3 separate regions of the Mus musculus genome follow, and regions 1 and 3 are each linked to region 2. Evidence: chromatin loops called from intact Hi-C (ENCODE). Cell type or tissue: heart. All regions are shown on one strand.

Region 1 (8,000 bases), 160 kb after region 2:
GGGCAACTGGATCTTACCATTCCAGTAGAGAAGGAGGAGTTGCTTATGGGCCCTCTGGGAAGGCAAGGAATACAAGACAGAGGAAAAGGTTCCTTTTTTCCCTCCTCCCTCCCTTCCTCTCCCTCCCTCTCTCCTCCCTTTCTCTCTTCCTCCCCTCCTTCCTTAATTTTTGAGCCAAGGTCTCAATATAAATCCCAGGCTGGTCTTGAACTTTTCATCCTCTTGCCCACCCTCCTTAAGTGCTCAGAGGACAGGAGTGGACCACCATGTCCAACTGATGTGATCCTTCTTTGAGCTGCTCTTGGTCTTTCCTTGGAAACCCAGTCTCTCCCCTTGCATGCAAAGCAAAGAAGATCTGAGATGGCAAGACCTGTTCAGGTTTGAATGAATCTCCTTCGATGAAATTTACAGGAGAGAAGGGGCATCTGACCTCATACCTTTCAGAGTTCCCTTAGGGGTGCATCGTTGGGCAGGGACAGCTGAGCGTTTCTTCTCTCTGTTGCCTTTCACTGACTTCTCAGTTCAAATGACTCTCTGTGCACCAGAATTTCCTCATCAGGTGAGTGGAGGAAACAGGATCCAGAGGCCAGCTGCCTGTTTTTACATCCTGGTCATGATCCTTAGTGGATGTAGCATCTCAAGGACATTTCTTAACCTTCTAAGCTTTAGTTTCATGTCTTGCAGTGAAGGGATAATAATTACCCTTATTTCCTAGGCTTCCATGTGATAGTCGATATAAAGTACTTGAGATAATTTATACAGAACAGAATAAGCTATTACTATTAGCTGGCATTTATGGCAACTATTTTTATATCAGTTATATGAACCCAAGTTGATCTTATTTATCACGAGCTTGTTTATGGTATTTGCCTCAGTTAGGCATGATCTTTAAGAAGGCAGAAGCCATGTCTATTGCAATAACTAAAACAGTACCCTGGATAGAGAGCGTGCATTCAGAGAATAAGTATTTGATGACGGAGCTATCATGTGGGTTAAGATCAATCACCTTCTCTAGCTATAAGAATATGCTTAAAGCTAATCTACCTGATATGGATCCATTGAGAAGGTGCTAATGGTTGAACCATCTCTTAGGGAGAGAGATCACATAAGGTGTGCGTTCCAGTGAGAGGGGACTGAGAGTTGGTGAAGGGAAGGTTAAGGAACACCAAAAGAGTGGGTCTTGAACTGAAACCATTGCTAGTGTGAGGAGACAGGAAATTTAAAGGTCAAAGAAAGAAGACAAGAGTGTGGCTCTAGCATGAAGTATGGGAACATGCATTAGTTTAGTGTGGGAACAGACTGCTAAAGACTCCTACCCCTCCCACCCCCAAGCAAGGTCACAAATGAATGGAACAGCCCTATGCTGAGGACTGAGTTCTTGCCAGGAAGCATGGCTAGGTGAGGAAAACTAAATTGGAAAGACTGGAGAGAGGAAACAGCCACTGGAAAATAATTCCAAGACACTTTTCAAATGCTTCTTTAATTTTAAGCTTACCTTGACAATTCTAACTAGCCATTCACATGACATTTGGCCTGACCTGCCTTGTATTTTGAGTATTTTGGGCTGTTTATTTGTTTGTTTGTTTGTTTTGTTTTGTTTGTTTGTTTCATTTTTTGTTCGAGACAGGGTTTCTCTGTATAGCCCTGGCTATCCTGGAACTCACTTTGTAGACCAGACTGGCCTAGAACTCAGAAATCCACCTGCCTCTGCCTCCCAAGTGCTGGGATTAAAGTCGTGTGCCACCACGTCCGGCTTGGGATGTTTATTTGATTATTAGATTATAAATAGAGATTTCTCTCAATGAAATGATATAGCCTAATTTTTTGAGACCAACCATGGTGATTAACTTCAATTGCTGGCCAAGCCAGCTCAGTCTGTCAAAGGGTTCTCCAGGGAAGGAATGAGGATTAAAAAGAAAATGAACAATTAGACAACAATGTAGCATGACCCCAGCATGTTCTGAGGCTGAGATGGGTTTATTTTTCTCTCAGTCTGCTTTTATCCCATTTTAATTACATGCAAATAATAAGGTCGGTTCCAGGTTAAGGAACAAGCAAGACAGTAAACACAAATGGTCAAGGAAGAAGCTCTCTACAAATTGCCAACTTGACAAACCTAGAATCTCCTAGGAAATGGGTCTCAATGAAGGATCATCCATGTTGAGTTGCCCATGTCTATGAGGAGTCATCTTAATAAAATTTAATTGATGTGTGAAAACCTACCTAGCCCACTACTGGCAGCTCCATTCCCTAGGCAAGGGTTCTGAACTATGTTAGAACTTGAGCAGAGCACAGGTAAGCATGTATGCATCCATTTTCCTCTGGTTTTGAATTTGGGTGTGATGTGACTGACTGACTGTTTGAAGTTCCTGAGTTGACAGTCCCACAATGATGGACTTTAGTAATCTGAAATTATAAAATGATATAAATATTTTTATTCCCTAAGTTGCTTCTTGTCAGAGTATGCTGTCACAGCAATCAGAGTGAAACTAGGACATCAACCCACAAAAGAAATTGCAGTTCTAGTAAATGCTACCTGGAGGACATGTTGAACAGTTTAAACTTAATGCTTATATCTCTGACTTCTTTTAATCTCCAAACTGCACTTTCTATGAGTAAGTAGTTCACATGTCCACCTTCTCTTTTTTCACTCTGCCCCATGCCATTGTCATTTCTGCCCTGAATATTAAAGCAATGCTTGTTTTAATCTTTTAATTACTTTGTATATTTGTGCAGATGGATATTAGTTCAAATTATAAATTCTCAGTAGTAAGATACTAGTTAGTGTATTTGTATGACTGTCATGAGAACAGTGACACAAAGCTTCAATATTTCAGTATTCTGTTAAGGTGTTTAGTTGTGGCACTTTCCCTTCTCTGAAAAGTGTATATTCATAGCTAAATATCAAAGTTGTTTTTTTAAATACTTAGCTGGGCATGGTGGTACATACCTGTGACCCCAGTAAGCTTGAGGCCAACATGGGTTATATAGTGAGACCTTGCCTCAAAAAAATTTTTTTGAATTAACTTTATTTTAAAAACTGTGTGCTGGAGAGTTTTTCTAAGAGGTTTTTGAAAATCAGAAAGCAGTAGATATATCTGCCATAATCTACTCAAAGGTCAGACGGGGTTTAGTAGTAGGGTAACAGAGCTGATAGTATTAGTTCACTGCTGAAAGTGATGCTCTCTGGAACGGGAAGAGCACATCTTCCCTTTGGAGCATTATTGCTTCCTGATGCGCCTTGTTTGCGTGGCGCTGGTCTGGCTAGAGGTTCCATTATGACTTCATTACCTGTGACTCGCATGGAATGAGTGGAACTTTTTGTTCTGGTACTATGTGAACTTCCCAGCTCTTGGCAGTGTCCAGGGACAAATGTAGGCACATAACGTTGAGTGCCAGGCTCTGCTGTGCTAATGATTCTTTTTTTTTTTAACAAAAGTTGTTTTAGATGAATTTTGACATTGATCAAAAATAACACTCATTTTTAGGAAAAAAAAATTGGAATCATCAAACCAAGGAAATTTTCAACCAAAGTAAATCGTGAGCTAAATGATAGATATTTGGCAAAATACCATCAGCTAGGCACCCTAATATGAAGACCATGTTTGGCTGTCTCATACTTTTTCTATTTGCCACCCCTTCAAAGTATTATGCTTAGAAGTTGAAATGAGGCTTTGCCTGGTGAACTATTACTTCTTGCTCAAGCTGTGTGATAACCTACTTACTCCTAAAGGTCCCATATGCAATTCTAACACCAGGGACAGCTCAACTTCTGGTGCCATATTAATATCCACAGAACAGTTCTTTCCCACTTGAGTCTAACACTGATTCCACATGGTGCCCAGGGCTGGTGTTAATCTTACTATGCCCCACTTAGCACACAGCTTGCGGTATAGCTGGACCTTGACAATCTTACCTAGAATTAAAGTGGATGAATCAGTTTTCACGAGGAAAGGCTGATTAATGGTTTCTTCAGACTCAGACGTACCTGGTGAACTGTTGGAACCTAAAGCCACTTCCGATTCTTGATTTCCGATAGCCTCATCATTGACACCTGTGAATATTTCCCCCCAACAACTATGGATTCCAACCCTCTCTGCTAACTCTGAGAATCAAGGGTTGGTACAACTATTTGGTGACTTTAAAGGCTGTTAGCCACATACCACAAAGAAAAAGAAGAGGGAACTGTAAGTGGTTGTAAGGGGGAAAAAAAAGATGAAGGCTTTGGGTGTGTCTTAGAATGGTCTTTAAAATAAACACAATAAAAACTTATCCTGTAATCAGTAAACAGTAATATAATTAGATTTTTTTTTCCTATTTACTTCCTTTAACATGCAATGGGGGGAAGTGGAAAACAAAAGTCAGGGACTCAATCAAGCAGATGTTTCTCCAGTTATTATTTTCTCCTTGCTGTTGTTTACAAGACGAGATTCCTTGAACAAAATGTGACTCACAGATTCCAGTGGGGCCAGCTATTCTCCATGGGAAGGAAAGAGAAAAATAAGGGAAGAAAACTCAGATCATATGCTTTTATTATGCACATTATTACGCCTCATTAATTAACCCAACCACTGTCCCAGTGACGTTCTGGGCTCACTTCACAGGAAAAAATTAGTCTGGATTGCCAAGTTAAAAGACAATTACAGGAAGATCAAATTATGCCTACATTGCATTCTGTCAGGGCACAGAGCCAAATTCCTGTCAGATTCATAAGACTGGAGTGTCCTCACTAAAAACAGCCCCGAAGAACCCACGTCACAAGACATTTGGCGTCCACACAGAGGATGTGTTGGACCTGCCTGAGTTTCCTTTCTCAGAACCGTATAATGGACCATGAGAATGGGCTCTCTGACAGTCCCTGCCACATGTCAGCTGGGCAAAGCCTTTGTTCTGCCCAGTAAAGCATAATAGGAGCTGGATGTGGCGATGCATGCCTGCAATCCTAGAACTTCAGAGACTGAGGCAGGGGGATTGAGGACAGGTGGCTGTATAAGGAAATCTGTATCCAGAAAACAAACAAAACAAAACTTAATCATAATACATGAGTGAAAGAAAACCTCACCCCCAATCAAACCTCTGGAAAAGAGTGGAATATGCCTTGTATCTAATAAGGAGTAGGGTCTTACATCTTAGGGTCTGGAAACCATTAGAGGGCAAACTGTAAGGGAGACATCTTCCTGGTTCTTGTTCTAGGGCATTCCTCCTTCATAGTTGAAGGTGTTCAGTATGTTGTTTTCCAAGTCGCTAGCCTATGGGGCTGAAAGCACACATTCCTTAAGACATAGAGTCTGTTGGCTACCTTTCTGAGATGCTCACTGAAGCAGAAGCATCTTCCTGAGGATTCTGAGCCTAGGTCTAGAAACGACTGGAAGTTTTCAAACTCCTTCTCTCAGAAAGCCAGGGTGCACAGGCACTAAGCTCTGTGGGCATAGCCATATTGTGAGGAAGCACAAGCTACGTGAAGAGCAGCCACACGCAGAGCCCAGGAGCAGAAGACACTCAGGACTTGGGTTTAGCCATGCTCTTCCTGACAAATTGTCCAAGCCAGCTCGTCAAGCCACCCTGATGCTTCGGCATTGGAGAGCACAGAGGAACTGCCGCTACCTGGTGAGGCCTTTCAGGACAGACAAACGGTATTCCTCTGCACATGGATGCTTTCCCATAATCCCCTTAGTGTCTTTGTGGCCTCTGGCACACACGGTTCTGCTGTCGCTTCTAAAACAGAGTTCTTTCTAAGATTGTTCTCCTTGTGCAAATTTTATCTCCTATAAAAATGTGAAAGCTGTGGGTCTCCTTTTTAAAAATTGTTTGGTGTGTACTCTTTTACATAATGCTCTGTTTCATACGTGCAATTCCCTTCAAGTATTTTGTGCACTTTGACTGTATTTGCCGGCCCTCATTCTCTCTGTTTATTAGCCTCACCCCTCCCTTCTTGCTAGCACCCTCCCCTCTGCTTTAATGTCACAAAAAGTTTTATGTATCTATATAAAAAAATTTTCTGGAACTTACAAGTGGGAGAAAGCACACAATGTTTGTTTGTTTTTTGCATCTGACTAATTTTGATTAAAATGATCTATATAGTTGCATCCATTTCCGTGCAAATGATATAACTTCATTCCAGTTCATAGCTGGATAAAACTCTACTGTGTATATGTACTACATCTTCTGTATACATCTGTCTCTTCACAGACACCTAGACTGATTCCATATCTTTGCTACTGTGAATAGTACTGCAGTGAAAACAGATATGCAGGCATCTCTGTGTTGTACTTAATACACTTCGGTGTATTGCTTTCAATACACCCCTAGGAATAGTATATGTGGATATATCTCAATGTCTCCAGGAACCTTCATACTTATTCTCATAGTGGCCAGAGCAGCCAGTACAGCATACACAAGTATTTCCCCTTCCCAGTATCCTTGCCAACACTTGTTGTTAATTGTTTTCTTAATGATAGCCATTCTGACTGAGACAAGGTGGTTATTCTAGTTTGTATATACCATACCAAGGCTCTTAAAGCTAAGCACAAGTGAGCCTGTGCTTATCCTTGCTCTCCCCCTGCCCCTGTAGCATCCACCCTAGAACTGAAAACCAAAACAAGCCTGTGCTCCCCTAAATTGATTTTTTTTTGTAGAGATGTTTTTATCATAGAGACAAGGATGAAACTAGCAAGGGTGTTATTGTCAAAAACAGAATGAATTCAAAATAAGCAGAAAGTAACAACCATACCAGAAGATCAGTACTCAGAGCCCCAGGGACTGTAAAATGGTGTAGCCACTGTGAACAGACCACAGATCTTCCCAAAGGAACCACACAGATAGTTTTATGCAGTACTTTGTAAAGATGATACATTGTGGGTTACAATAATCATCTTTAAAGAAGCAATTGGACAAAGAAAATGAAGATGTAATTTAAAAAAAAATGTAGATGATAAAGCTGGCCTTATTGTAAACCTGCGTGAGATTTCAGATCATGAAGGTTGAAGTCAGACACCTGGTCACATTTCTAAAACCTGGTTTCCTCATTAGTTCATTAGTAAAATCTGATGAGTAGTTATACTGTCCTAACAACGCTTTGTGTCAGCGAGTCAAAGCCACTTCTCTTTTCCCACTGACCAGTATAAAAGCAGCCTGGTACACAGTGCTTTGTGGAGTTTGCTCAGGGCCCTAGGTATTGTAGGGTAGGGTGGCTCCCACTGTAGAGATGGGTTCTATGACAGCCGTAGCTCAGTAATATTGTAGGTCTGTGTTTAGTGTGGAGTGGGTGGGGACAGGAGGGTTCCACAATGATTTTCTGCATTAATTTTCATATTCCCATCAGCAGGGTGTAAGGCTCTTTCTTCTTCACTAACCCCAACCCCCCTCTCTCTCACACACACCCTTTGAGACGATCTCACTATGGTCCTGACTGGCCTAGTATCTACAGAGATCTACTTGCCTCTGCTTTCCAAGTGCTGGGATAAAGGCATGCACCTTTGTACCCTGCGTGTTGTATGTTTTCTTAATGGTTTCTATTATGATTAGGTCAGAATACAACTTCTGGAACTTGGTTCTGCCCTTCTGTGGGCTTTAGAGATCACACTTGAGTTGTTAAGTATATCTCACAGGCTCTTCATCTAGATTTGATTTGAATTTCTCTGATGGCTAAAGATGGTCAATTTTTATATGTCTAGGTAGCATTTTTACTTCATGTGCTTGGTATTTATATTTTGTTTGTTTGGTTTTGGTTTTGTGTATTTACTCTTTATATATATTGCTGCCAGATATATAGCTAGCAAAAAATCTTTCCCCTGTTCTGTAGGTTGCCTGCTCCCTTGGGTAATGGTTGCTTTCGCTGGGCAGAGGCATTATGATTTTATGACCCCATCTGCCAATTCTTACAGTTATTTCCAGAGATGCTGAAGTAATGATAGAATGTTGAAGGCACTCACGGTGCCCGAGGTTCTCATTTTACCATTGCTCTCGGCCACAGAGATTGAAGGGCTGGGTGAACTTCAGTC
Region 2 (8,000 bases):
ACCATTTTACCACATTTTGCTGTTATATAAATGGCAGAGTTGTTATGCCTGTAACCAGCACCCGGTGAAAATATTTATAGTCATCAGTGGTCTTTCTCCATGGTGAGAATATTTATAGTCATCAGTGGTCTTTCTCCTTTACCCTGCTTTCTATGATGTCATAGTGACAGCCTGGCAGGCTAGACCATAAGAGTTGATATGTGGGTCTGGGGGGTATAGCTCAGTTGCATCTGTGAAGTCCTGTGTTTCATCTATGGTACTAAATGAAACCGGACATGATAGCACGTGCCTGTAAGCTCCGTCCTTGGGCGACAGAAGCAAGAGGATCAGCGGTTCAAGGTCAGCCTTGGCTACGAAGTGACTCTTGGAGAACAGCCTGGACTGTGAGTGTTACTCAGGGGTTTGTTGATTTTGTAGTTTTGAAAAGCAAGGAAGGGGCCGAAGAGATGGCTCCGTGGTTAGTAGGACTTGATGTTCTCTTAGAGGACCAGAGTTCTCACCACCAACATCAGGCCGTTCACAATCTACTATAACATCAGCTGCAGAGGATTTGATGTCCATTTTTAGCCTCTAAATGACCCTCTAATGTAAGTGCTGGCGCCTACACACAAATAAATAAATAACAAAACGTTTTTTTTAAAGTCATGGGGAAATGTCATTAATATGTATTAAATCAGCACTGGTGAATTCATATTAAATGTGTGTGAGGGCTATGGTATACTGACGTGGTCCGTTCCTGCGGATGAAAGGCTCCGCATTTAATCCCACGCAGGGCAAGAGGAAGGCAAGAATCAGTTGTTACATAGGCTGGACAAAAAAATCTCAAGATTTGAAAATTCCGAGGATATAGGATTAGTCTATTTGTATTGTTCTGGGTTGGGCCTGGGCCGCAAAAGACTCACAGAGCCTTGTTTTAAAACCTCTGGGCCGGACAAATTCTGAACTTCAGAATTTGGGGATCTGGGAGTGGTCACATGGTATGGGCATGGCGTGTTACAATCCACAGTGTAGTCAGATGTAGCAGACTGTGCCCAAGTGTGGGCACATTTTTAAAGATGTGGAATCAAGGTGTTTTCTCCCTAGACTGTAGGAGGAAAATCCGTGTGTGTTGTGTCAGTTCAAGTCAAGATTTACCACCATATGAGCGGAGCTCATGTAAAGTGTTCTCGGCTGAGTGAGGAAGAAAGAAGGAATGAACTGTGGAAAACACACCAGGAGCTGTGGACTCTGTACAGACTGGTCGGTCCAAGCTAATACAGGAGCCATGGTGGGCAGCCTGTATTAGGTCACATGACCTGAGGTTTCACAGGCCCTTGGTTCAGTTCCTCCCACATCTGCTCATCTTCCTATTAGGAGACTGTTTTGTTGTTTTCTTTATTTAACAAAAGATTTATCCTATTTGTGTGTGTGTGTGTGTGTGTGTGCGTGCGCGCGCGCGCGCGCGCGCGCGGGCACATGTATGCTTTGTGTGTGTGTGCACCCATGGAATCCAGAACTGGGCCTCACATTCCCTGGAGCTGAAACTACAGGCATCTGTGAGCCTTGGGATCTGGGTGCTAGCATCCAAACTACAGTCATCTGACAGAACAGCGATAGCAAGCTGTCTTAATGACTACCTTACCCCTTCAGCTCTTACTGGGAGATTTCTGGTGAGAACACATTGGTACACTTTCCCCTCTGACAGCATTCAGTAGTACTCTGTCACACACACCCTCCTTCCTGTGAGTCAGGGAAGCAGGCCTGAGGTTTTAGGAGGGGCAAAGGAGCATGTACTCTGGGAATAAGCTGGCCCAGCCTCTCAGAAGGAGTATAGTACTCCACAGCAAGAACTCACAGTATTGCTAGAACACTAGCTATGTGGGACCACCCCCTGGGGCTTTGTAAAATTCTAATTGCGAGTGAGTCCTAGGAATGACAAACATTTTCTCAGATGATAAACCAAGTCTCAGCCAGGAATCTCAGGGAATGGGGGATTTAAAAAATCAGCTCTGATGGTTGGTGCTTGTAATCCTGGTACTTGCGAAGCCGAGGTGGAAAGTTGCTGTGAGCTCAAGGCTAAGCCCTGGCTGAGTAGTGATTTCCAGGGCAGCATGTGTTCAAAAAAAAAAAAAAGCTCCCAAACACCTTAAATAATCCAACGATCCCAAGCATCTTGTCCAAGAAGCTGGGAGACAGCTTTGGTGGCCCCTCTACCCTCCTCTGGTCATTGCTAGATCCCTATCCTTGCCATGCTGTGTTCAGAGAGACCATGAGGGGTGTGCTGCAGACCCCACACAGCTTTCCAGCAATGAAATGTCCTCAGGTATTTCAGCATGGAATTCCCTCTGCAAGGGATCGTTGTGTAGAAGGAAGCCTCACGCTCAATGTTATCTTCACTGTCTCCTGTTTTATTCCTTCAGATGTATGATAGCTTTAAGTTCCGTCCCACAAAAAATACTTATGCCACCATCCAAGAGTAGGCTTTTCAGGGACATTTGCAAACTGGATGCACTGAGCAACTGCTTCTTTCGGACTTTCTCTCAGGATCCCAGGGACCTCAGAAGGCGCCTCGGTTTGAGAAGCACGGACTTTATGTGTTCTTCTAATACTTCATCCTTTGCCCTTCAAGGTGGACCCCGGGTACTGTGTTGACCATTGTCTGCTTCATCTATATCTCTGAACTAGGTCAAATAGATACAGATCATGACTGCTGTAGAAAGGGGTTTGGAGGAACCCCATAACAATTATCTTTTAAACTTTTGGTTTGTTTGTTTGGAAACTGAAGCCTCTCACTGTTAAAGGGCTTTCTTAAGATGATAGACCATCCTTGAACTCGACTAGTCATATAGAATGCACAGGAGCACACAGAGCATTCTGCACCCACTAACTACCTTTCTCTCCTTCCATGTGACCTGAGCGGATCAGGTCAAGTTGTGCAATCTCTACAAACTGAGGCAAATACATCTCCAACTTCTTTGAGCTGCTGGGGTTCCTTTAAACACTGTATACTCAGTTAAAAATACTCTTACTAGTTGCTTGGCTTTGGGTTCGGGTCAAGTATCCTGCCTCCATGTGTGTCTGGTGTAGCCCTTCTTAGAGATGCGGAACAGAAGGAGGAGGACGTGTTGTGATTGGGTTGTAGCTCACCGGTAGCTTGCCTAGCATGAAGGACGCTCTGAGTTCAGTCCCCAGGATCATACAAAGTGGTCACAGTGGTACGTGCTTAGGATCCTGTCACTTGCAAGGTAGAGAAGAGAGGATCAGAGGTTCCAGGCTATTCATTCTCTGCTGTGGAGGGAGGTGAGGTCAGGCTTGGAAACATGAGACCATGTTAGGAAGGAAAGAAGGAAGAAAGGAAGGGAGAGTGGAAGGGAAGGTGGGAGAGATGGCTCAGTGGTTAAGATTAGTGTTTATAATTTTCACAGAGGACCAGGTTCAGTTCCCATGGAGGAGCTGGAGTCTGTAACTCTAGGTCCAGGGGACAGATGCCTCTTCTGACCCTTGTGGGCACTCTGAGCACGTGATGCATGCACATACACTCGGGTGTGCGTATATACACACACACACACACACACACACGCTATTTTTAATATGAAAGGAAGAAAGGAAAGGAGAAAAAAGGAAAAAAGAAAAGAAAGAGAGAAAGAGAGGAAGGAAGGAAAAAAGGAAGGAAGGAAGGAAAGAAGGAAGGAAGGAAGGAAGGAAGGAAGGAAGGAAGGAAGGAAGGACAAAGGAAGAAAAAAGGAAAAAGAAAACCAGGGCTCATAGGAATGGAATGTTCAATAATTATTATAGGAAACACTATTCTACAGTATTTTGAAATCTTAATTTCAAAGCTGTCTTCCTACCTGCTTTTCTTTGACTGGTTAACGACAGGACCCATGTAAGTTAGATTATAGGAAAATCATTATTTTTCTCTTACTTTAAGCCTATATGACAATGAAATAGTTCCATAGTATTTGACAGAAGAAGATAGTTGAACTTTGGATTCAACGTTTTAATACCAGCCTGCTTGGGATGAACAGATTGAGAGAGAACTGGGCCCTATTTAGATCTCTCATGATATCTTTTAAAGATGAAAAAAACAGCCTAGGAGATAAAAAAGAAAAAAACAAAAACAAAAACAATTACTTATTTTAGATTTAAGATGTTTAAGAGCCTGTGGAAAACCCAGTTGCCTTTTGCCTCTCAGTAATGTTTTCGGCAGGCACGGAAGTCTGTATCCCTTTGCAGCTTTCCTTAATGACAAAGGAGCCCTGTGCAGGACCGGGAAGGACATTAACCTCCGCTCACCCTCAGCCATAGCCTGTGATCATGATGTACCAAGTCTGCCTGCGAGCACCGACAAACGCAATTAACTCTCGGAGAGTTTGTCAGACATCTGGACCTTTGGCACCCACAACCAAAACATCTGGACATTTGTTTGAGTTCTCTCCTTGTTTTCCAAGTTTTGATACAGTGTCCCAGTCATCACTGGGACCCAGCACTTCCTATGGCGCTAAGCCAGGCTAATGGCTTCCCCTGCATCTGCCTGCTTCACCATCACCAGATCCAATTAATCCTTGGCCAACGATGAATCCTTTCACACAGAACAGTGCTTAGGATTGGCATCGAACCCAGATGCCCGAGAGCAAGCCTTGGGCTCCTCACAGAGTCTCATGTTGCTCAAACAGCCACAGAGAGTCAGGGTGATACGGAGTGTCTAGTTGGTATGATGTTACACCATTGAAAGAAAGAGTGTCCAACATCAAAGTTCACAAAACCATTCAATGATGTCACCATTGTTAGCCAGGCTGGTGGAATACCATTCTGTCCATTACTGGTTGTTGATGTAGAAGTGTTCAACTTCAGCTGATGGTTGTTTACCTCAAGTTTTCCATGTCAGAAATTAACAAAAAAGAAAAGCTAAAAAAAAAAATACTTGTATCTGCTTTGTCAGGTAAAATAATTTTAACGATGAACTGCCTGTGGTGGCGTACACATGCAATCCCGCCTCTCAGGGACTGAAGGAGGAGGATCACAGGTTCAAGGCCAGCCTGAACTACATGCTATTAAAAATTAAGTAACGAAATCAAAGAAACCAAAATTTCAAATAAAGCTTGGTACCTGGGTCAACGATGAGAAACTTTGAACTCTTTCCTTAGTCTGGGTTTCAGTTTTAGCTCTGTAACCTTGAGCAATCTGCACACGGCTTTAAGCCTCAGTGTCTTCACCTTCAGGACATCAGAAATACTCATCAGCTTCGTTTCTCTTTGTCAAAAGGCTGCATCAAATGATGGTGGGATTCAGCTTGGCAGAGCGTGGGCTCGAGACTACCACTTAACGGCTGCCGTCCAAATATTTGCCACAACCTAAGTTAGCAGGCGAAGGACCTGGAAGTTAATCCGCCAGAGGCTTACTCCTGCCAGGGAGGACCAGAGGAGGTCAGAGAAACCCCTTTGGCTTTCATCATTTCTCCTTGTTTAAGTCTCTTCATAGTTCAAGAAGGAAGCAGCTTCCAGGCCTCTATTACTACTGCCCCCTGCTGGCTGGGGAGGGAAAGACTGGAGGCCCGAGATGAAGCACAAGTTGCCTCCTCTGGGCCTCTCTTCTCATGCTTCTCTTTGCCAGGTCCTCGGGTTTCTTTAAATATTAAAGCCAAATAGGCTCCTATAAAAAGACGTGAGGGCATGAATACCATCATTGCCTCTTCAGTACTGTAAAATTTTATGGTTATGTAGGAACTCAATATTAAAATAAAAAGCCACAAGGAAATTCCTCTGGATAAATAATTAGTTGTACTCGGAGACAGATAGAAGGGGCAATGAATTTCTCTCTTCTCTCTTCTCTCTTCTCTCTCTCTCTCTCTCTCTCTCTCTCTCTCTCTCCCTCCCTCCCTCCCTCCCTCCCTCCCTCCCTCCCTCCCTCTCTTTCTCTGACTTTTCAGCATAGACAGATGGTTTACGCATCTTCAGCATCCAGGGCTTTTGGGGAAGCGTTATATAACCTCAGAGCAGTCACCAAATGAAATAAGAAATTCCTCGTTTGGCAGACAGAGCTCGAGTATAGAGTTCATAAACTTTAAGAAGGCTCCCAAGTCCAAAATCAGAGACAACCTGCTCCAAGTCAGCTCCCATTTGCACTTAATTAGGGAGTGTGTTTTGGAGGTCAGTGAAAACCAGTGGAGTATGTTTTCATAATAACTTTCCTCACAATAAAATTATTTAGGAGGCAGCTGTCCAACTTTTTCTGGAATGAGGGCAAGAAAAATGAGGACACAGAGTGAAGTTATTGGATACCTTATCTGGAACTGCCCAAAGCGTTGTCTGGGATCCAAAGAACACACAGTACCTTCTGGATTAGGGGAGAGGAGCCAAGTGCTTTTATAGTCTCAACAATTTTCTTAACTGTGCAATTTTGCTTTATTGCTAACAAGTAAGTGAAGCAGTTTTGAGGATTTCAGATACTGGAGAACAAAAGCCGGCCTGGAGCTGTAACCGTGTCATTCTTCCTGAAGGAAAGCAGGAAGGGCTTGGATTGAGGACAACCCAAGAGTCAGGTTTGGAGAAAGCAGTCAATAGTGAGACTTAGGAATGGTCGCTGTGTGCACCTGAGCTACTCAGAGAGAACACAGAGTGTGGGGCACACTGGGCATCGGTGCCTCTGAGGACAGAGTTTTACATGGTGTTGTCCTTGCTCAGAGCTCTAGAGAATAGAAGAAATCTGAAGGCACACATTCCCTAACATTTTAGGTAAACAAATCCTAACAATATTTTAAGTTCTTTGTACCTATTTAAAATTGTTTATTTTTCCATAGGTTTTGATCACATTTCACCTCCTTGATTCCTCCCAGATCTTCCCCACCTTCATACCCACCAACTTCATGTTCTCTCTCTCTCTCTCTCTCTCTCTCTCTCTCTCTCTCTCTCTCTCTCTCAAATGACAAGAACAGAAATGAAAAAATGTAAATCAAACCAAACAAAAACCCAGTAATATTTAAAAAATGCCAAAATGAAACACACACACACACACACACACACACACACACACACACACATCACCACCACCACCACCACCACCACCACCACCACCACCACCACCATGTCTGGTTTGTGTTGTGTTGGTCACTCCTCTTGGCCCCAAAGCCAGCCCTGGAGTGTGGTTGATATACCCAATGACACTCCATTGGAGAAAACGGATTTTCCTCTTTCCCAGAAGGTAGCAATGGCAAATAACATCTTGGGTAGTGGTGGAACCCTGTGTCCACTTCCCCCTCTCAGTTCTGGACTCATCTGGCTTAGACCTGTGCGTGCTGCCACAGCCCTTATGAGCTCATATGTGCCTCAGTCCTATTGTGTCAGCCACCACGTCTGGCTCTTATAGTCTTTCCTCCCCTCTTCTACACAGTTCCCTGAAGCTCGAGGGCAGGGCTCTAATGAAGACATTCCATTTAAGATCATGTGCTCCAAAGGCCCTTACTCCCTGCATAGTGCCCAGTTGCAGATCCCTGTGCTAACAGTCTTCTAGTGCAAGAAGAAGCTTTTCTGATGGAATCGAGCAATGCTCTGAGCTGTGGGCATAGCAGTAGGAGTCATTTTATTGCTGTATTCCATAGCCGACTTTTCACTAGGCCCATGGCCCAGATAGTTTCAGCCTCTTGGACATTTTAACAGTCTCAGGGGAGGCTTCTGTCTCATAGGATAGACCTTAAAGCCATTTTTACTTTTTAAAAAAAGTATTATTTTAGCAGCCTGGGCTGCACAATAATGCTAGATCAATCAACCTGGGCTATATTGGAAACCTACTTCAAAAAGGGAATGCCGAAAAATGAAAATAGAGAAAAAGACATGAATGTAGTGGTGTGAGTTAAATGCTTCGGAGGTGTGATCAGCAGGATCAGGAATTTTAAGAGCAGCCTCTGCTATATAGCAAATTGAAGGTCATCCTGGGCTACATGAAATGACTCTACCTTCATCACTGACCACCCAACAAGAATATCTTTTTAGATATTTCTAAATTCCATTTGGTTTTTGTCACTCCCA
Region 3 (8,000 bases), 54 kb after region 2:
TTTTGGACCAGTGACTAGGATGGAACAACATTGTGGTGAGTTAAGTGTAAATGGCTCAGAAACGGTCAGATTAAATTTCCCTGGAAACACCCAAGGGCTTCCAAAACGAATGGGGAGAAACACTGAGGCTGTGTGCATCTTAAACTTTACATTTTCTCTTGCTCTCTCTTGCACTTCGCTGATTTTATTTTCCTCTTCAAAACACTTCTTAGGGTGACCTCATCTCTGTGGTCAGCATGCTGTCAGGATGGATTGCCATTAATCCTGGTGCATTCTGGGTGGTCTAACCTGGTATCAGTCGCCCTGTTCCTGCTCTTCTCGAGTGAGCCTTCCCTTCTAATATTTGTTTTCAGTGTGGGAAGGGTGTAAACCTGCAAACAGTCCAGAGTCTGTGTGAAGTTTTCAGCGTTTGGAAATTCACCGTCATGACACAGAGATGAATGTGTGAGGCGGCTTGTCAAAAACAGATAAATCTCAGTTATTTAACTCAGAAAACACAAGTCTGGGTGAGGCTGATGTGGGGGAACCTCATCAGTCAAGATGTGAAGAGTCAGACATGTCTCAACAGAAAACATATCAGAAAAAAATAATTATAGTCCTGTTTCTGAAGTTCAGCTTTAAACACATGTTCAACTGCTTTAGAAAAACGTTCCTCTGCCCCTTCCCCCTGAGGAGATTCCCACAAAAGTAACCAATTTCTATTTGTAGGCATTTGAGTTTATTTTCTTTTTATCCCCATCTTTGGAGATGTCAGATTGGTATCTATGTCTTTTAATCCCCTGATCTCACCCTAGTTTGGTCAGTGAAGTTTGTCAAATGTTTAGCTCTTTCTAAAGATGACGTGTTGACATGGTGCCTCAGTGTTTCTCCTGTCTAATCTCCAGGCAGTGTAGTTCACGCGGGCACTAAGTGGTTTGAAGTCCTTCCTACCACAAGACATTATATGATAAGGAAAAGCCATTCAGTTTACTCAATAAGCTCAACAACAGTAGAAAAACCGGTGGCTGCTTCTCAGCTTAAGTTAGGAGCGTCACTGGCTAACTGAGTGAGAGAAGCTGCAAGCCTTCTCACACAGATACCTGTAGTGGAAGATAAACTGATCTAACACACACACACACACACACACACACACACACACACACACGTAGTCTAGAGCCCAATACAAACCAAGACACCATCCTTAAACCTTCAAGCTTGAAAAGCCACCTAACTTCAGAAGAGAAACTATGGGAACCTGCTCTTATGATGCTGCTCCCTCCCTCCGAGTCTCTTGATTTCCCTGAAGATTAGCCAGGCCATGAAAACAGCTAGCTTCAACTGGAGCATATTATCTGAGTTGGTCTGGTGGACAGTCCTCAGGCTAAGCATGGCAGAAGTGGTGACATGAAGCTCACATCTCTGCTAGCCTGAACTTATGCCATAGTTTATATATATGTGTGTGTGTGTGTGCATGTGTGTGTATGTGTATGTATGTATGTATGTATATATATGTATACACACACACACACACTCACACACACACACACACACACACACACACTCATACACACACACACACACACACACACACACACACACACTCATACACACACACACACACACACACACACACACACACACACACACGGCGACTGATACCAGGCTAGACCACCCAGAACGCACCAGGATTAATGGCAATCCATCCTGACAGCATGCTGACCACAGAGATGAGGTCACCCTAAGAAGTGTTTTGAAGAGGAAAATAAAATCAGCGGAGTGCAAGAGAGAGCGAGAGAAAATGTAAAGTCTAAGATGCTGATATATATAATCAGCTATGCTACAGACAAGGAGTATACAGGAAAGTATATTGAAATTCTTTTATTTCAACTAGTTAGATCATGAACCTTATTATGACAAACGGTGGTATGTATATTAATCAAAGCAGTTGTTAATAAAATAAGTATAAGGAAGAACAGGACTCAAAGTGGTACACAAAAGCTTTTCTTGCCATTACAGAAAGTATTGAAAGAGAAACCACAATATTAGAAATGTGGAAAAACGAAGAGCAAACTGATAACTGCAAATCCAATTGCATTTAGTCAGTGCATGAAATAAAAACATTTTAACCATGGTCAGAAGCAGAAGCAAACTGAGTTTCCTTCAAGGACGGGGCTCCAAGAGCCTGGCCATGCTCCAGTAGGTGGTTCCACAGCCATGCACAGATGAGCAGCATGAAATGCACTCAGCAAGTATTAGAGGGGGGAGGGGGGAGGAGGGGGAGGGCGAGACCCTATGGGTGGCTCAGTGGCTAAAGTCACTGCCTGCCAGACTGGAGGCACTGGGTTGGTTCCTAGGGACCCACATAGTGAAAGGGAAGAAATGATTCCAGAACATTATCCTCTGACTTCCGCAACGCCATGGCTTGCTCCATGTGTCACACAAATAAGTAAATATAATAAATCTTTAAAAATTAGAGAGTGAGGAGGGGGAGGGGGAGAGGGAGAGGAAGCATATAAATGAATTCAGGAGGGGAAAGTGACTGGAGGGAGGTGAAGAGGTAGGGGAGAGAATGGGAGTGGATTTGATCAACTGTGAGTGTTTGTAGCCTGGCCCCCACTTTAAGTCTGCTTTCTGTTCCTGATTATGTATATAATATGACAGTTGTCTCATACATCTGCCACTATGCTGTCCCTGCTGTTATGGATTCTAATTCACTGAATTGTAAGCCAGAAACACACCCTTCCTCTCTTAAGTTGCCTCCTGTCAAGTGTTTGGACAGGGCAATGAGAGGGTAGCCTCACTGGGGACCAGCAAGAAGACCAGTGAGTGGAAAACGGGAGAGCAGACCTGGCCTTGAAACACACTGTAGAAGTCTAGGGTTTTCTTTGATGAGCTTTGAGCAATGAAGGCGAGTGTTTACCATGTTCTCTTGCCCTCTTCTGGTGCCTAAAGGGAAGCTGACCAGAGCCTGGAAAGCTGGAAATCCGCAGTTCAATCAGGAGGCTGTGGCAATCATTCAGGAGCCGAACCAGTCGGTCAAAATGTGGGTAATGGCGGTGTCTATGAAATGGTCCTGGGATGCTGTGACCACAAACAAGAGGGGTTGCTTGCTGATACAGTGGATAGATTGAAAGAGAGGAATACAGGATGAGTTCAACGTTTTGCAAGAGTTGGAATTGATTATAAAACAAACATATTTAAGAGAGCAACACACTAGCCTAAGACTGAAGATATGACGCTATGAAAACTAACTGAAGGTCCCAATAGAATAGAACAGCAGAATGGGAGAACTTAAAAACAAAGAACGAAACCAACAAAACACATTGTCCTGTTTTGTCTGAATGTGCAATGTTCCCCACAGGGCTCACGTATTCAGGCTCGGTCCCCAGACGCTAGAACTGTTTGGGACGGTCTGGAAACCATAGGAGGTAGAGCATCCAGGGACTTAGTAGGCCAGGGAGGGACCTTTGAAGGTTATGTCAGGTCCTCAGTCCCCTTGCCAGCAGCTTTGCCTCCTGATGGTCTAGAGGAGAACATCATCTTCCTCAGCATGCTCCCTCTACCATGTCATCAGCGGCTCAGAATCAGCTGAGCCAAGATGGTGGGACTCAGATGTCTGAAACCATGAGCCAAAATAAGTGATTTTCCCTTTTAAGCTATCTCAGGCTCTCTGATCACAGATGTACAAAAATAAATAGCACACGTATTTAGGTTTGATTCAGCACAATCGGTGCCCGTGCCCGTGTTTGTCTTTGCTCTAAACACACTGTAGTAACCAAGGAAACGATGAGTGCACTGCACCGGGTTTTTAATGGCAGCCTGAACCAGGCATTCAAATCTTTTGACTCTGAGGATGGAGGCGCCATGTTTCCCAGGTCCTCGCATGGCGCTTCGTCTCCACCAGGTGGCAGCACTGAAGTTCAGAGGCTTTCTGCGCAGTCTCCAGGCTTAATGAGTATAAATGAGTAAAGACTCGGACCCGTCAGACTTCTAGTCTCCCTTTATCCCCACTTCCCTGGTGTCGGCACCCCCACCTTTCCCAGCAGCCTAACGAAGCTTTTGACGATATAATCTCTGGCTACATTATTCACTGGACATATCCAAGCCCAAGAAGCCATTTCCTGGAGACCACTTTTTAAAACTCTGTGTTCATTAGATCCACTAATACATTCTCGTGGAAACCACACTTTAATAAATTTCATAGTGCATGACCAGCGGACTTCATGAATATTAGTCACTCCAAGCACGTTTTGTTTATTCAGCTTCTCGCTCCTCTCCTCCCTTGCCTGACTCCAGACTTCTCCATCTGTGGAATGATAATAACAAAGCGAGAGAGCTGGCTGGCCACAGAAGACCGAGAAAGCAAGGAGTAAAAGGAGCTTTCTGAGCTCACACCTGTTTTAAGATTTGTTATCCTTAAAACGAAAAGCTGTGGGGATTCACTGGGCTCTTTCCTTGTGGCTCCCAGTGGGCTTTGCTGTAAACCACAGGGAGGAGTGGGGGCCTTCAGAACACTTAAAAGTACTTATGTCAAATCCATCCCATTCTTCCGGCCTCCGTTCCTCGGGCCAGCCACCATTCCCAGGGGCTGGAGCACATTACAAGGCCCCCACTTTGTATGAATGGGCACAAACAGACTTTTTCACCATTTCTCTGCGTCTACATTTGCAGACACATCCTGTAGGCTGCCTGAAACAGCCTTAATTTCAATTTACTGTCTCCCCGAGGACCTTGCCATTCTGTGGAAAGTGGAAACTCAGTGGTCCGTTCTTTTCCCCCACCTCTCCCCCCAGCCTCATTCTGTCCTCCTCTTTCAAAGAAAATGTGGAAGGGAGAACGTTTCCCCGAGATGAACAGAATGATGTTCTGATGCGTCTAACAGGGCCTATGATCTTTTATGTTGAAAAAAAAAAATAACAAGCAAGTTAGGCCACATTACCACATTTGGAAAGCGTTCAAAGTCAGTGTGCAAAACCGTGTAGGTGAAGCAGGGGTCTCCTGGAGTGCATGTGTGTACACGAGAGAGCATAAAATTATAGACTCAAGTTCTACATTGGTTTTTTGTTTGTTTTTATTCTTCTGGGGGCTATCTCTATCTAACTCCTTGTTATGGAAGTTTCAAATGTAGACACAAGCAGAACCAACTGTAGGCAAAGTTCCTAGGTCCTGCCTTCAGCTCTCATTCGACGCACCATGTTTTGTCTTGTTGTCTTCACACATATACGCATCTCCTTCCCTGGGAGATTCAGAAGCAAATGAAAAGGAAAGATCAATAAACAAACAACAGTAATAATGAAGGGACAACTTCTGCCCCATTGAGAGTTTTACCACAGTGGCTGCCTCACACCAGAGAGACCTAGAACCTGGGAGTTTTTCAGTCCACAAGGCTGGAGGTTTCAGCAGCTGCAGTCTGATGCAGGAAGCCTAACAGGTTCCTGGAGAAGAGGTGGCCCTTAGTGAACGACGGAGCCTGGAAACTGTGGCTCTGATATCAGCAATGATACCATCGCCAAATCAAGTGACCAGTGAGAGGAAATGCCCAGCAAGCAGGAGGGCAATATTCTTCCATCCTTTTTATTTGGGATGCTACCAGAAGGTGCCATCCACATGTGAGGAGGCTCTTCTCATATGAAGGAAGGCCACCAAGACAGTTCCTCAATTGAGGCTCACTAATCAGGTGATTCTAAACTGTGGCTGGCTGACATTCAAACCGATCATTACCCCTAGGTTCCCAAAGATATTCCCCAAGAGTCCCTTGATTTTTTTTTTTTTTTTTTTTTTTTTTTTTTTTACTCTTTATCAGAAAAACACCAAGCATTGATACAAGAAATGCACTGGGGCCACTTACAGAGACTATAAACAATGCAGCAATGCAGGTGACATGCACAGACTACACACAATGCAGGCAAATGTTGCACAAAGCAAACATTACTATGAGAGTGTAATAAGCTCTGATATTTAAAAATATGTTCGATTTTTATTTTTGTCTCATTAAAAAAAATTCAAAGCGTGCCACTTTGAACCTGCTCACTGGACTTTATTAGCATAGGGGGTGGGGTCATGGACCTCAGAGGGAACCTCTAACCTTAAATAGGGCTCCACTTCTGATATGATAGAGTAAGGACTGTGTCTTTGATGTCACTGGAAGAAATTGTCTAGACTGTGGTTTTGTTTTTGTTTTTGTTTTTTTTGTTTTTTAAGCTAAAAGCACTGCCGAGGTCTCTTTGTTCATGTATGGTTTTTTTTTGTTTTTTTTTTTTTTTTTTTTTGTCTTCACTCATATACGCATCTCCTTCATGCATTGTTTTCTGAGTGAAAGTATTAGTAAACAAAATAGAGAAAAATGATGAAGACAAAAATCAGATCCTTGGCATGTTTGAATGTTTACATTTTTAGGGACTAAAGCCTATTAACTGGCCTACGTGCTATGTGGAATTTCATATATCTCACACAATTCTTGAAATAAAAGACAACATAGACCTTATCATTTATGTGCCACATAAGGATATAAGAAAACTTGAGTTCGTGGGCTCGGGTGATAGCTCAGTTCTTAAAGTGCTTGTCTTGCAAACATGAGGACATAGGTTCGATCCCCGGGAAATCCACCTTAAAAAAATAACACCTAAGTGATGGCTGCACCAAAGATGTAGAAACAGGAGCGTCACTGGGACTCACCTGCCAGCCAAATTGGTAAGCCCAGGTCAGTGAGAGACCCTTCCCCACAAAACTAGGTGGACAGAGGCTAAGGAGTAAGTTATTCTCTGACTTCCACATGAACATGCACACACCAAGATGCACATTAGCATGCATATGGACACACACACAGGTATGCACGCACACACGCACACACAATCACACTCACTCACACAGGCACATACCAAAACAAAACTAAACAAAACTAAACAAGGCAAAACACAACAGAAGCCCCTGAAACTTAGGGTCCCAGAGGTTGAATTAGTCATGGCACCCTACTATGTCATGTCACCTGGAGACTGGGGATGCAGATGGTGGAGCCAGACAGCCTTCACTTGGCATCTTTGCTATGCTGCTCAGTGACACTTTCAGTGAGTTATGAATGAATAAGATGAAATGTATAAACACTCAGTGTCTAGTAGGTGCTTACCATATGTATACATAGAAGACATATGTAAATGTGATATATTTCAAAATATATAACATCTCTAAGGGGTGTGTATAAGTTAAATTGATGGGGAAGTCTATGGAGTTTTATTATTTTCAATTTACCTCTAGGAATATGGCAAATATGTCAAATTCAAAGACATTATTCACATCTTTAAACCAACAGCCTTTCAATATCACTCAAACGCTTGTTCTGTACATCTGTAACCACAGAAATGTGGTGAGAGCCCTGTAGGTATTGGGGAATTTAGCAAAGCTTGACAAACAATGGGGAAACCTTACAGAAGGAGCCATAATTCTGAGCAATCTCTTGTTTCATCAGAACCAGGTTCCTTTACAAGGTCTGAAGCGTGGTGGTTGGCAGTGTGTTTCTGAGGACGATTCCACTCTGACCATGGCATCTAGGAGAATCGAATATGGTGCTTATCATGGATGCTCTAACATCAGTTCTGCCTCTTACCTGCTGTGAGGTCTTGGACTGTGTTCTTAAGCTCTTCTTGCTTCTATTCTTATTTATACAATGGGGGTTCCTGATGTTGGTCATGGGATGAGAAAAATGCCTACCATGTAGATGATGTGGGGACTTTAATATAGTCACAGACAGAAAGTTTCTAGAGCAACACAGAATGTAAGTGGTTTTGACTTATGTTCATTGTTAATGAAATATTTATTATAGCTAGCACATATAAAAGACACACAAATCTTATATTTTATTTACAAGCTGTAAGCCTAGACTGGGCAGATTCCGAGATATTCTAACCTATATCCGGACCATAGACCCTGTGTTACTTGTAGTTTGAGTCTCATCCAGCTTTCTCTGTTCCATGTGTCTTCACAACAAACTTCTAATGGTCACACACTCATGGTCCATTTTTCCTCAT

What was found. A loop is a pair of places that touch in the nucleus more often than their neighbours do. Peaks named below come from ENCODE experiments on the same cell type or tissue, not always from the same donor. Only the 100,000 strongest peaks of a DNase experiment are listed, where the experiment ranks them.
Region 1: it touches region 2 in a loop (8-fold over the local background); 5 of 42 quality-filtered maps call a loop at or near these places.
Region 3: a loop joins it to region 2, with 2.1 times the contacts of the local background. A loop is called at or near these places in 2 of 42 quality-filtered maps.

What each region holds. Positions count from the first base shown.
Region 1 is chr1:184,286,631-184,294,630 of GRCm38, reverse strand. No RefSeq gene overlaps it. Among named protein-coding and RNA genes, the nearest start is that of Gm34177, 39 kb to the left of the region's middle. In heart, no CTCF peak of the experiment used is centred here; a DNase peak (open chromatin) is centred at 4,750.
Region 2 is chr1:184,445,602-184,453,601 of GRCm38, reverse strand. No RefSeq gene overlaps it. Among named protein-coding and RNA genes, the nearest start is that of Gm34229, 18 kb to the right of the region's middle. In heart, no CTCF peak of the experiment used is centred here; DNase peaks (open chromatin) are centred at 4,361, 5,501 and 6,141.
Region 3 is chr1:184,391,303-184,399,302 of GRCm38, reverse strand. No RefSeq gene overlaps it. Among named protein-coding and RNA genes, the nearest start is that of Gm34229, 37 kb to the left of the region's middle. In heart, a CTCF peak has its summit at 3,867 (motif pointing right); a DNase peak (open chromatin) is centred at 3,872.